2 separate regions of the Homo sapiens genome follow, and region 2 is linked to region 1. Evidence: read pairs that join two places in POLR2A ChIA-PET (ENCODE). Cell type or tissue: HepG2. All regions are shown on one strand. Each heading gives the region's core, and the rest is flanking DNA. Links, peaks and the distances in the headings are about the cores only. Region 1 overlaps NOSIP (nitric oxide synthase interacting protein). Region 2 has its middle 3.9 kb from the start of CD37.

What was found. ChIA-PET counts read pairs that join two places held together with the same protein. Peaks named below come from ENCODE experiments on the same cell type or tissue, not always from the same donor. Only the 100,000 strongest peaks of a DNase experiment are listed, where the experiment ranks them.
Region 2: POLR2A ChIA-PET joins it to region 1 with 6 read pairs; 2 of 35 experiments call an interaction of 5 or more read pairs at or near these places.

What each region holds. Positions count from the first base shown.
Region 1 is chr19:49,551,220-49,556,696 of GRCh38, forward strand. NOSIP (nitric oxide synthase interacting protein) reads right to left here. Exons shown (of 9, transcript NM_001270960.2): 7 at 5,330-5,477; 8 at 5,098-5,206; 9 at 4,249-4,603. The coding sequence ends at 4,532. Among named protein-coding and RNA genes, the nearest start is that of RCN3, 26 kb to the left of the region's middle. RefSeq lists an enhancer at 4,833-5,477. In HepG2, for the core only: no CTCF peak of the experiment used is centred there; a DNase peak (open chromatin) is centred at 2,462.
Region 2 is chr19:49,328,860-49,334,115 of GRCh38, forward strand. It overlaps a transcript of SLC6A16 not described here. Among named protein-coding and RNA genes, the nearest start is that of CD37, 3.9 kb to the right of the region's middle. RefSeq lists enhancers at 4,622-4,701, 4,972-5,241. In HepG2, for the core only: no CTCF peak of the experiment used is centred there; a DNase peak (open chromatin) is centred at 2,972; H3K4me3 peaks cover 302 bases.

The sequences.
Region 1 (5,477 bases), core at 270-5,269:
CCAATGTGGTGAGATCCCTTCCCTACTTAAAAAATACAAAAATTATCCAGGCACAGTGGCTCACGCCTGTAATCTCAGCACTTTGGGAGGCCGAGGCGGGCGGATCACGAGGTCAAGAGTTCAAGATCAGCCTGGCCAACATAAGTGAAACCCCGTCTCTACTAAAAATACAAAAAAATTTAGCCGGGCGTGGTGGTGGGCGCCTGTAGTCTCAGTTCCGTGGGAGGCTGAGGCAGGAGAATTGCTTGAACCCAGGAGGCAGAGGTTGCAGTGAGCCGAAATCAGGCCACTGCACTCCAGCCTGGGCGACAGGGCGAGACTCCGTCTCAAAAACAAAAAAAGAGAAATGGAAATCTAGTTTTTCACATGAAATCTCCCAGCTCCTTTTTTGCATTTGAAAACTTCATACAGTAAAATCCACTCCTTTTGGTGAACAGTTCTGAATTCTGATAAACCAGAGTCATGTAACCACCACAGTCAAAATCCGGAACTGTTCCTTCACACCCCCCCAGAATCTCTCTTGCTACTCCCCACTTTGGGGTCAACTCCTTCCCCTACTCTGGCAACGAAAGCTTTGTTCCTGGTTCGTATAGTTTTGCCTTTGCAGTGTCAGAATAAATCTTCCTGTTTTTATTTTCTATTGTTTTGATATGGGGTCTCGCTCTGTAGCTCAGACTGGAGTGCAGTGGTGCTATCGCAGCTCACTGCAGCCTCCACCTCCTGGGTTCAAGCGATTCTCCTGCCTCAGCCTCCTGAGTAGCTGGGATTACAGGGGTGCTCCACCACACCCAGCTAATTTTTGTATTTTTAGTAGAGACAGGGATTCACCATGTGGACCAGGCTGGTCTCCAACTCCTGACCTGAGGCAATCCACCTGCTTTGGCCTCCCAAAGTGCTGGGATTACAGGTGTGAGCTACCAGGCCCAGCCATCTTCCTGTTTTTAATTTTTTTTTTGAGATGGAGTTTTGCTCATGCTGCCCAGGCTGGAGTGCAGTGGTGCGATCTCGGCTCACTGCAACCTCCATCTCCCGGGTTCAAGCAATTCTCCTGCTTCAGCCTCCCAAGTAGCTGGGATTACAGGCCTGTGCCACCACACCCGATTAAGTTTGTATTTTTTTTTAGTAGAGATGAGGTTTCACCGTGTTGGCCAGGCTGGTCCCAAATACCTGACCTCAAGTGATCCACCCACCTTGGCCTCCCAAAATGCTGGGATTACAAGTGTGAGCCACTGCGCCTGGCCCGTTTTTATTTTTTTATTTTTATTTTTATTTTTATTTTTATTTTGGGACAGAGTCTCACTCTGTCGCCCAGGCTGGAGTGCAGTGGCGCGATCTTGGCTCACTGCAACGTCTGCCTCAGGTTCAAGCAATTCTCCTGCCTCAGCCTCCTGAGTAGCTGGGACTACGGACGCATGCCACGACGCCCGGCTAATTTTTTATATTTTCAGTAAAGACAGGGTTTTACCCTGTTAGCCAGGATGGTCTCAATCTCCTGACCTCATGATCTGCCCGCCTCAGCCTCCCAAAGTGTTGGGATTATAGGTGTGAGCCACCACGCCTGGCCCGTTTTTAAATCTTTACAAGTAACTGTAATTTTCTGGACGCGCTGCCTGTGAGCTTCTTGAAACTGGAGCCCTCGGCAGGCACGCCTGCCATCAGCGCCACCAAGCCCAGGTCTTGCTCTAAACTTTAGACCAGTGTCTAAGGAAACTCTGCTCAAAAAAGACAAGATTTGTCTCACTTCCCGTCTCTTTCTTCTGCTACGGCTGAAGCTGTGGTTCTGCTCTTGCTTCCTCTCCAAGTACTTTAGAACCTTAAATGACAGAACAGGGTGAGGTGACTCAAATGTGTAATCCCAGCACTTTGGGAATCTGAGGCGGGTGGATCACTTGAGGTCAGGAGTTGAAGACCAGCCTAGATAGCCGGGTGCGGTGGCTCACGCCTGTAATCCCAGCACTTTGGGAGGCCGAGGCGGGCGGATCACGAGGTCGGGAGATCGAGACCATCCTGGCTAACACGGTGAAACCCTGTCTCCACTAAAAATACAAAAAAGAATTAGCCAGGCATGGTGGTGGTCGCCTGTAGTCCCAACTACTCGGGAGGCTGAGGCAGGAGAATGGCGTAAACCCGGGAGGCAGAGCTTGCAGTGAGCCGAGATAGCGCCACTGCACTCCAGCCTGGGCAAAAGAGCGAGACTCCGTCTCAAAAAAAAAAAAAAAAAAAAAAAAAAACCCAGCCTGGCCAACATGGCGAAACTACATCTCTACTAAAATACTAAAAATACAAAACAAACAAACAAAAACCAGCTGGCTGTGCTGGCAGCACCTGTAGTCCCAGCTACCCAGGAGGCTGAGGCAGGAGCCAGGATCACGCAAGTGCACTCCAGCCTGGGCAATAGAGCAAGGCTCCATCTCAAAACAAAAAAAAAAATGACAGAACAGATTGGAGCCAGGACTTTGACCTCCCCACCCTGCACTGCACAAAGAGTCTGTGAACAGAGTGGTGTTTGAGTTCCTTTGGGAAAACACAGGTGCAAGATTAGAAACCCTTCAGGTTATTACTGGGGGCACCGGTGATCTGTTCAACATATGAACAAGACTGGGGTTCTTAGATGGCTGAGAAAGCTGGAAGGACTCGGGTGGTTGAGAGGTCTTGAGAAAGAGGACAAGGATTAGGGATGTGGAAGGAAAGGGTATGACATGGAACTCTGGGTATGGAGGGATGGGGTGGGAGCTTGTGGAGGTGGAGAGGCCAGTGGGTCTCTAGGGGAGGGAGGACATGAAGGATGGGGGAAGTCCAGGACAAAGTCTGGGGGCGTCTCAGAGGAAACTGGCTCCTGGGGGAACCTGGCTTCCGTCACTCCCTCGAGCACGTGTGACTTTGCTCAAGTTGTGCCTTCTCGATCATGCCATTGCACTCCAGCCTGGGGAGTGGAAAAGTATTACTCACTGAACAGGATGGTGCATGCACTGTGATTCACTTTGGTTGAAACCTCATGTGTACTCACATAAAGAACAGGAAGGACAGAACCTAGGTGGCATTGCTCTGCGAGGCAGGAATGCTGTGTTTTTTGTTGTTGGTGTTGTTATTGTTGTTTTTTGAGACAGAGTCTCACTTTGTCGCCCAGGCTGGAGTGCAGTGGCACGATCTCAGCTCACTGCAACCTCCGCCTCCCGGGTTCAAGCAATTCTCCCGCCTCAGCCTCCCGAGTAGCTAGGATTACAGGCGCCGGCCACCACACCCGGCTCATTTTTGTATTTTTAGTAGAGATGGGGGTTTCACCATGTTGGCCAGGCTGGTCTTGAACTCCTGACCTCGTGATCCACCCGCCTCGGCCTCCCAAAGTGCTGGGATTACAGGCGTGAGCCACCGCACCCGGCTATCTAGGCTGGTCTTGAACTCCTGACCTCAAGTGATCCACCCGCCTCAGATTCCCAAAGTGCTGGGATTACAGGCGTGAGCCACCGCACCCGGCCTGTCTTGTTTTAATCTTTGCTTGTCTCCGTGCTGTTTTTCACACTGCCCAGCAGCTGCTTTTGTGACTCAATGGTTATTAAACACAAGGCCTTAAGGACAGCCCCTACATTCCCAGTCAAGTCTGACGCCACCGGGCTGGTTCCTGGTCCCCGCTCTGCCCTGGCTCCCTCACTCTCCCCTGTACGCCCTCTGCTCCTTAAATCTGCAAAGTGCGTTGCTGCCTCTGGGCCTTTGCACTCGCGGTTTCCTCTTCCTTTCCCCCTCAGGCTGCCACAGGTGGGGGCGTGATGCTCCTGACCGCCTTTCCTAGTCCGGGTGCTGCGCACTTTTTCACAGAACTGCACTTCCTTTGTGGGTCTAATCACACTGCAGCCCGGAAGACACGTTCCTGGGCATTTCCTGTTCTTCAAACCTGGCAAAAATCCGGGAACCCTAACAAAGAACTCGAGAAATTTCTATGTAGCTCATTAAAGTGGCGCACTCACACGGTCTTGGCTTAGACTTGGACTTCCGGCCACTCAACCAATTTTAATGCTGTGCATTTGCGTTCTATTCAGGTTTTTTTTTTTTTTTCTTCTTTGAGATGGAGTCTCGCTCTGTTGCCCAGGCTGAAGTGCAATGGTGCGATCTTGGCTCACTGCAACCTCCGCCTCCTGGGTTCAAGCGATTCTCCTGCCTCAGCCTCTGGAGTAGCTGGGAATACAAGTGCGCACCACCATGCCCGGCTAATTTTTGTATTTTTAGTAGAGACAAGGTTTCACCATGTTGGCCAGGCTGGTCTCGAACTCCTGACCTCAAGTGATACGCTAGCCTCGGCCTCCGAAAGTGCTGGGATTACAGGCGTGAGCCACCGTGCCTGGCCAGATTTTGTTCTTAATGTGAGACCACATTCAATATGCTTAGCCCGCTCTTTCAAACTCCAGCGTGCGCTGTAGGAGCACTGTTTGCACGGCCCTGCATCCTCGCCTGCCCTGTCCCCGGGGCGCCCACGCCGCGAATGAAGGCGCCACGTCGTTGCGCACCCAAGCCGGTTTATTTGGTCTCCCGCACACACTCAGGCCTGCATCACCGGCCGTGATTTCTCCGCTTGCAGCTTCACTCCGGAGCCCGCGAAGCCGGTACCGCCCTGGGGGAGGTAGAGAGAAGGACGAGGTAGAGGCCGGCCCGGGGGTGACCAGTGGGGCTCCAGGTGGTAGTGGGGATTCCTAAGCGGGTCAAGGTGAAGCGGGTTGCTGGCTAAGGAGTAGGAGTTGGGGAGGGGGCGAGGCGACCGCAGTGGGTACGGATGGACAGGGCGCAGGGCGCAGAGAAGAGGGTAGAGAGTGGCAGGGGAGGAGCCTTGGGAGGGAGCGTGTGGAGGGGGTGGAGCCGTGGAGGGCTGGAGGCAGGGAAGGGGCGGGGCCTTGAAAAGGAAGGAGGAGGCGGGGCCTAGGAGAGCGGAGGGGGGGAAGGGCGGGGCCTTGCAGGAGAAAGCGGGGGGGGGGGGCGGCCTTACAGAGCAGAGAAGAAGGCGGGGCCTTGGAGAGTTGGGGGAAGGGGAGGGGACGAAGCCTTGGAGGGGGTGAAGGGGAGGGGCGGGGCCTTGGAGTGCTGGGGGAAGGGGAGGGGTGGGACTCTTACCCGCTGCAGCACGATGATGTCGCGGTCTGTGAGTTTGTCTCCAGTCACAGGGTCCACCATGTCCTTCCGAATCAGCTTCTCCACGCATTCGAGGGTGACCACAGCCCCACTACGGTGAGGCCGAAGGCGGGAGACTCTGATCAGGGGCCTTCCTGGGGACCTACTGGCCCCAAAGCCGGACCGCCCCGCAGGTTCCCGAGTGGTCCCTTCCCTCCCCTCCCAGGTGACTCACGAGGGCCGCAGCACAGCGCAGGGGGTGGCGTTGCTCAGGCTGTCGCGGGTCACGGCACACACGTAGCGCTCGCTGCGGGTGATGAGCCCCACGCGGTCCACGGAGCTGTCTAGCGGTGTGAAGTGCACGGGCGTCAGGTCCGACATGC
Region 2 (5,256 bases), core at 257-5,256, 220 kb before region 1:
GCAATCTGTGAAGAGATCCATATAAGAGAAGAGCTGAAATTTCCTGCCAGCAACCAGCACCAGGTGAGTGAACCATGGTGAAGTGGATCCTCCAGCCGTAGTTAAATCTCCAGATGACTACAGCCCCAGCCAACATCTTGACTGCAACCTCATAAAACACTGTGAGCAGAAATCATCCAACTAAGCTGCTCCCAGATTCCTGACCCACAAAAACTACAGTAGGTAAGAAATGTTTATTGTGTTTTTTTTTTGAGATAGAGTCCTGCTCTGTTGCCCAGGCTGCAGTGCAGTGGTGCGATCTCAGCTCACCACAACCTCCGCCTCCCAGGTTCAAGCAATTCTCCTGCCTCAGCCTCCCGAGTAGCTGGGACTACAGGTGGGACCACATCCAGCTAATTTTTGTATTTTTAGTAGAGACGGGGTTTCACTATGTTGGTCAGGCTGGTCTCGAACTCCTGACCTCGTAATCTGCCTGCCTCAGCCTCCCAAAGTGCTGGGATTACAGTGAGCCACCGCTCCTGGCCTAAGAAATGTTTATTGTTTTAAACTGCTAAATTTGGGGTAATTTGTTACAGAGCATTAGAAAACTAATGGTGATTAGGTTTGGGGTCTGAGAGAAAGAGAGGAATCAAGAATGACTCAGCCGGGAGCGGTGGCTTGCACCTGTAGTCCCAGCACTTTGCAAGGGCGAGGTGGGAGGATTGCTTGAGGCTAGGAGTTTGATAGTAGGATACTAGCCTGGGCAACATAGCAAGGCCTTGTCTTTTTTTTTTTTTTTTTTTTTTTTTGAGACAGTCTAGTCTCGCTCTGTCGCCCAGGCTGGAGTGCAGTGGTGCGATCTCCACTCACTGCAAGCTCTGCCTCCCAGGTTCACACCATTCTCCTGCCTCAGCCTCCCGAATAGCTGGGACTACAGGCGCCCGCCACTACGCCTGGCTAATTTTTTGTATTTTTAGTAGAGACGGGGGTTTCACTGTGTTAGCCAGGATGGTCTCGATCTCCTGAACTCGTGATCCGCCCGCCTCGGCCTCCCAAAGTGCTGGGATTACAGGCGTGAGCCACCGTGCCCAGCCCGGCCTTGTCTCTTAAAGGAAAGAAAAGTGTTTTTTAATAGCCAGGTGTGGTGGCACGCATCTGTTGTCCCAGCTACTCAGGAGGCTGAGTGGGAAGATCACTTGAGCCCAGGAGATTGAGGCTGCAATGAGTCATGATCGTGCCAGTGCCCTCCCACTTGTGTGACAGAGCAAGACCTCAAAAAAAAAAAAAAGACTCCAAAACTTTGGGCCTGAAGAATTGGAAGATGGAGTGACAATTTACTGAAAAGGAAAGTACTGGAGTGTGCAGGAGGTGGGAGGGAATCAATAGTTTCGTTTTGGGCGTGTTAAGTTTGAGATGTCAATTATACAGCCAAAGGCAGAGGTTAAGTTGTCCTTCACTGCAAGGAGACCTGGGAAATGAATCTTCCTGAGTCCGCAGTTCAGGGGAAAGTTTGAGGCTAGGCATATAAATTGGTAAGTCAACAGTATTGTAGATTGCGATGAACACTATGGCACTGCATGATATCATCTCGTGAGTGAGTGTAGCTAGAAAGGGCTAGGACTCCCCAAATTTTAGAAGCTAGAAAAAGGACGATCCAATGAAGATTGAGGAGAACCAGCCAGTGAAGAAGGAAGGAGGAAAAGCAAGAGGGAATTTGCCAGTAAAGGAGGAGGGGATCAGGTGAATTCAATGGGTAGAATTGCTGTTCTCAAACGTTAGTGCACATCAGTCACCAGGAAGGCTTGTTAAAACACAGACTGCCAGGCCAGGTGCAGTGGCTTGCCTGTAATCCCAGGACTTTGGGAGGCCAAGGTGGGCAGATCACCTGAGGTCAGGAGTTCAAGACCAGCCTGGCCAACATGGTGAAACCCTGTCTCTACTAAAAATACAAAAATTAGCTGGGCATGATGGTGGGTGTCTGTAATCCCAGCTACTCAGGAGGCTGAGGCGGGAGAATCGCTTGAACCCGGGAAGCAGAGGTTGCAGTGAGCCGAGGTTGTGCCATTGCACTCCAGCCTGGGCAATAGAGTGAGACAAAAAAAAAACACAAAAAAAAAAACAGATTGCCAGGCCCGCCCCCAGAGTTTCTGATTGAGCAGGTATATTCGCTTCCCGAGACTGCTGTATAAATTACTACAAACTTGGTGGCTTAAAGCAACAAAAATATATTATCTCACAGTTCTGGATGCCAAAAGTCCGAAATTAAGGTGTCAGCACGCCACTTCCTTCAAAGGCTCAGAGGACAATCCTTCCTTGACTCTTCAGTTTCTGGTAGCTCCTGGTGTTCCACTTTTTTTTCCCCTGTAGGGTCTTGCTCTGTCATCCAGGCTGGAGTGCAGTGGTGCAATCACGGCTCACTGCAACTTCGATCTCCCAGGCTCAAGCAGTCCTCCCACCTCAGCCTCCTGAGTAGCTGGGACTGTAGGTACATACCACAAAGCCCAGCTAATTTTTTTGTTAATTTTTGTAGACAGGGTCTCACTATGTTGCCCAGGCTGGTCTCGAACTCCTGGGCTCATGTGATCCTCCTGCCTCAGCCTCCCAAAGTGCTGGAATTACAGGCATGAGCCACCTCACCTGGCCCATAATAATGTTTTGATATATATAGTGTATGCAGTAACAGGTATTCTATTTGTAGTTGTTAGGATGTTTAAGGTTAGCTGATTTAACAAACAACCGTAAAATCTTAGTAGCTTAATACAACAGGTTGTTACTTACATAAAGTCCAAAATGCTTTATGTAAGTCCAAGGATAATTCTCAGCTTCCTGCAGCCAGTGAGTGAAGGGAGAAAGAGTAAGGATTATGGAGGACATTTCAGGCTGAGTCTAGAAATGGGCTGTGTCCCTTCTGCACCCATTCCATTGGCCCAAGACCAGTCACATGGCCTCAACTTCACTGCAAGGAGACCTGGGAAATGAAGTCCTCCTGTGTGCCTAGGAAAGAAGAAACCAAGTTGGTGAGCATCAAAGCTGCAGTGAGCCGTGATTGCACCACTGCACTCTGCCACCTACCCTTCGACTTCTGGTTAATCATGTACTCATCTCTGAGGAGGGATCAGTGGGTGGGAAGGAGGGATTGGTGTATTAGTCTCCTATGGCTGAAATAGCAAATTACCACAGACTTACTACTTAGAACAACAGAAATGTATTCTCACATGGTTCTGTAGGCCAGAAGTCCAAAATCAAGGTGTCACCAGGGCCACACTCCCTCCAGAGGCTCTGAGAGAAAATCAGTTCTTTGCATCTTCCATCTCCTGGTGGCTCCAGGAGTTCCTTGGCTTGTGGCTGTAGAACTCCAATTTCTGTGTCTACCATCACATGGTGCTCTCCTCTTCTGTGTCTTCTCCTCTGTGTGTTTCTTAGAAGGACACTTGTCAGCCGGGTGCGGTGGCTCACGCCTGTAATCCCAGAACTTTGGGAAGCTGAAGTGGGTGGATCACGAGGTCAGGAATTCAAGACCAGCCTGGCCAAGATGGTGAAACCCCATCTCTACTAAAAATACTAAAATCAGCTGGGTGTGCTGGCAGGCGCCTGCCTGTAATCACATTTACTCGGGAGGCTGAGGCAGAGAATTGCTTGAACCTGGGAGGCGGAGGTTGCAGTGAGCCGAGATCACACCACAGCACTCCAGCCTGGGTGACAGAGCGAGGCTCTGTCTCAAAAACAAAAACAAAAAACAGACACTTGTCATCAGATTTAGGGGTCACACAGATAATGCAGTATCTTGAGATCCTGAATGTAATTATACCCGCAAAACCCTTTTTTCCAAATAAGGTCACCACAAGTTCTGGGGATTAGGACATAGACATATCTTTTTGGAGAACGCCATGCAACCCACTATAATCAGCTATAATTATTTTTGTAGAAAATGATGGGAACCTGACTTAGGATGGTGGCCTTGGAAAGAAGTGGCTGGGTTTGCAATGTACTTTAATGGTAGAGCAGAGAGGCGTTGGTGGTGGTTAGAAACAGAAGCTGAGGGGCTGGGCGCAGTGGCTTACACCTGTAATGTCAGCACTTTGGGAGGCCAAGGCAGTTGGATCACTTGAGGTCAGGAGTTCAACACCAGCCTGGCCAACATGGTGAAACCCTGTCTGTACTAAAAATACAAAAATTAGTCAGGTATGGTGGTGCATGCCTGTAATCCCAGCTACTCTGGAGGCTGAGACAGGAGAATTGCTTGAACGCAGGAGGCAGAGGTTGCAGTGAGCCATAATCGTGCCACTGCACTCCAGCCTGGTCAACAGAGTGAGACTCCATCTCAAAACAAACAAACAACAACAACAACAAAAACCTGGGTGTGGTGGCTCATGCCTGTAATCCCAGCACTTGGGGAGGCCGAGGTGAGCGGATCACTTGAGGTCAGGAGTTCGAGGTCAGCCTGGCCAACATGGTGAAACCCCGTCTCTACCAAAAATACAAAAATTAGCCGGGCGTAGTGGGTCATGCCTGTAATCCCAGCTACTTGGGAGAATGAGGCAGGAGAATCGCTTGAACCCAGGAGGCGGAGGTTGCAGTCAGCTGATTGCACCACTGTACTCCAGCCTGGGCGAAGAGTGAGACTCTGTCTCAACAACCACCAAAAAAATAAAAGCTGAGGGATGAGGCAGGTGGTGACTCAGCGTTTGGATACAGAACTGTGTGGCTCAGGACTGGGTTTCAAAAAGACCCCTCTGGGGCTATGTGGGGGACAGACTGGAGGGAGAAACTAGAAGCCAGGGAGAAGCCTAAAGTCAGGGTCCAGGTAGGAGAGCAGGAGCCCAGAGCCTGCCTGAGCCCTCAGGACAGAGAAGAGGGGTGGAGTGGAGACTCAGCAGGCAGGAGGGATCTGGCTAAGAGACTGATGCGCTGTTGGGGAAGAGGGGACAAGATGGAGCTTTGACCTCATGACTAGATAGATGGTGGGGCTGCCTCAGATGAGGAAACCAGGTGAGAGAATTTGGGGACATCAGAGGAAACTGCAGAGGCCACTGGGTGTGCACCTGCAACCAGGCACTGCAGACCCAGATCTGACTGTCAGGATCCCAGGCTCAGTGCCTCCTCCTCTGGGGCCTCCGCTCCTCGGGCCCCACTGCAGAGGCAGGAAGTACCGCCTGATGCTCAGCTTCCGCTGGGGGTGTTGGCACGGCCCAGCGCCCTCCCCACTCCCAGGGACCTTCCCACCTCGAGCCTGTAGCACTTTCACTTCCCCAGGTACCCAGCCCCTGCCCCCAGCAC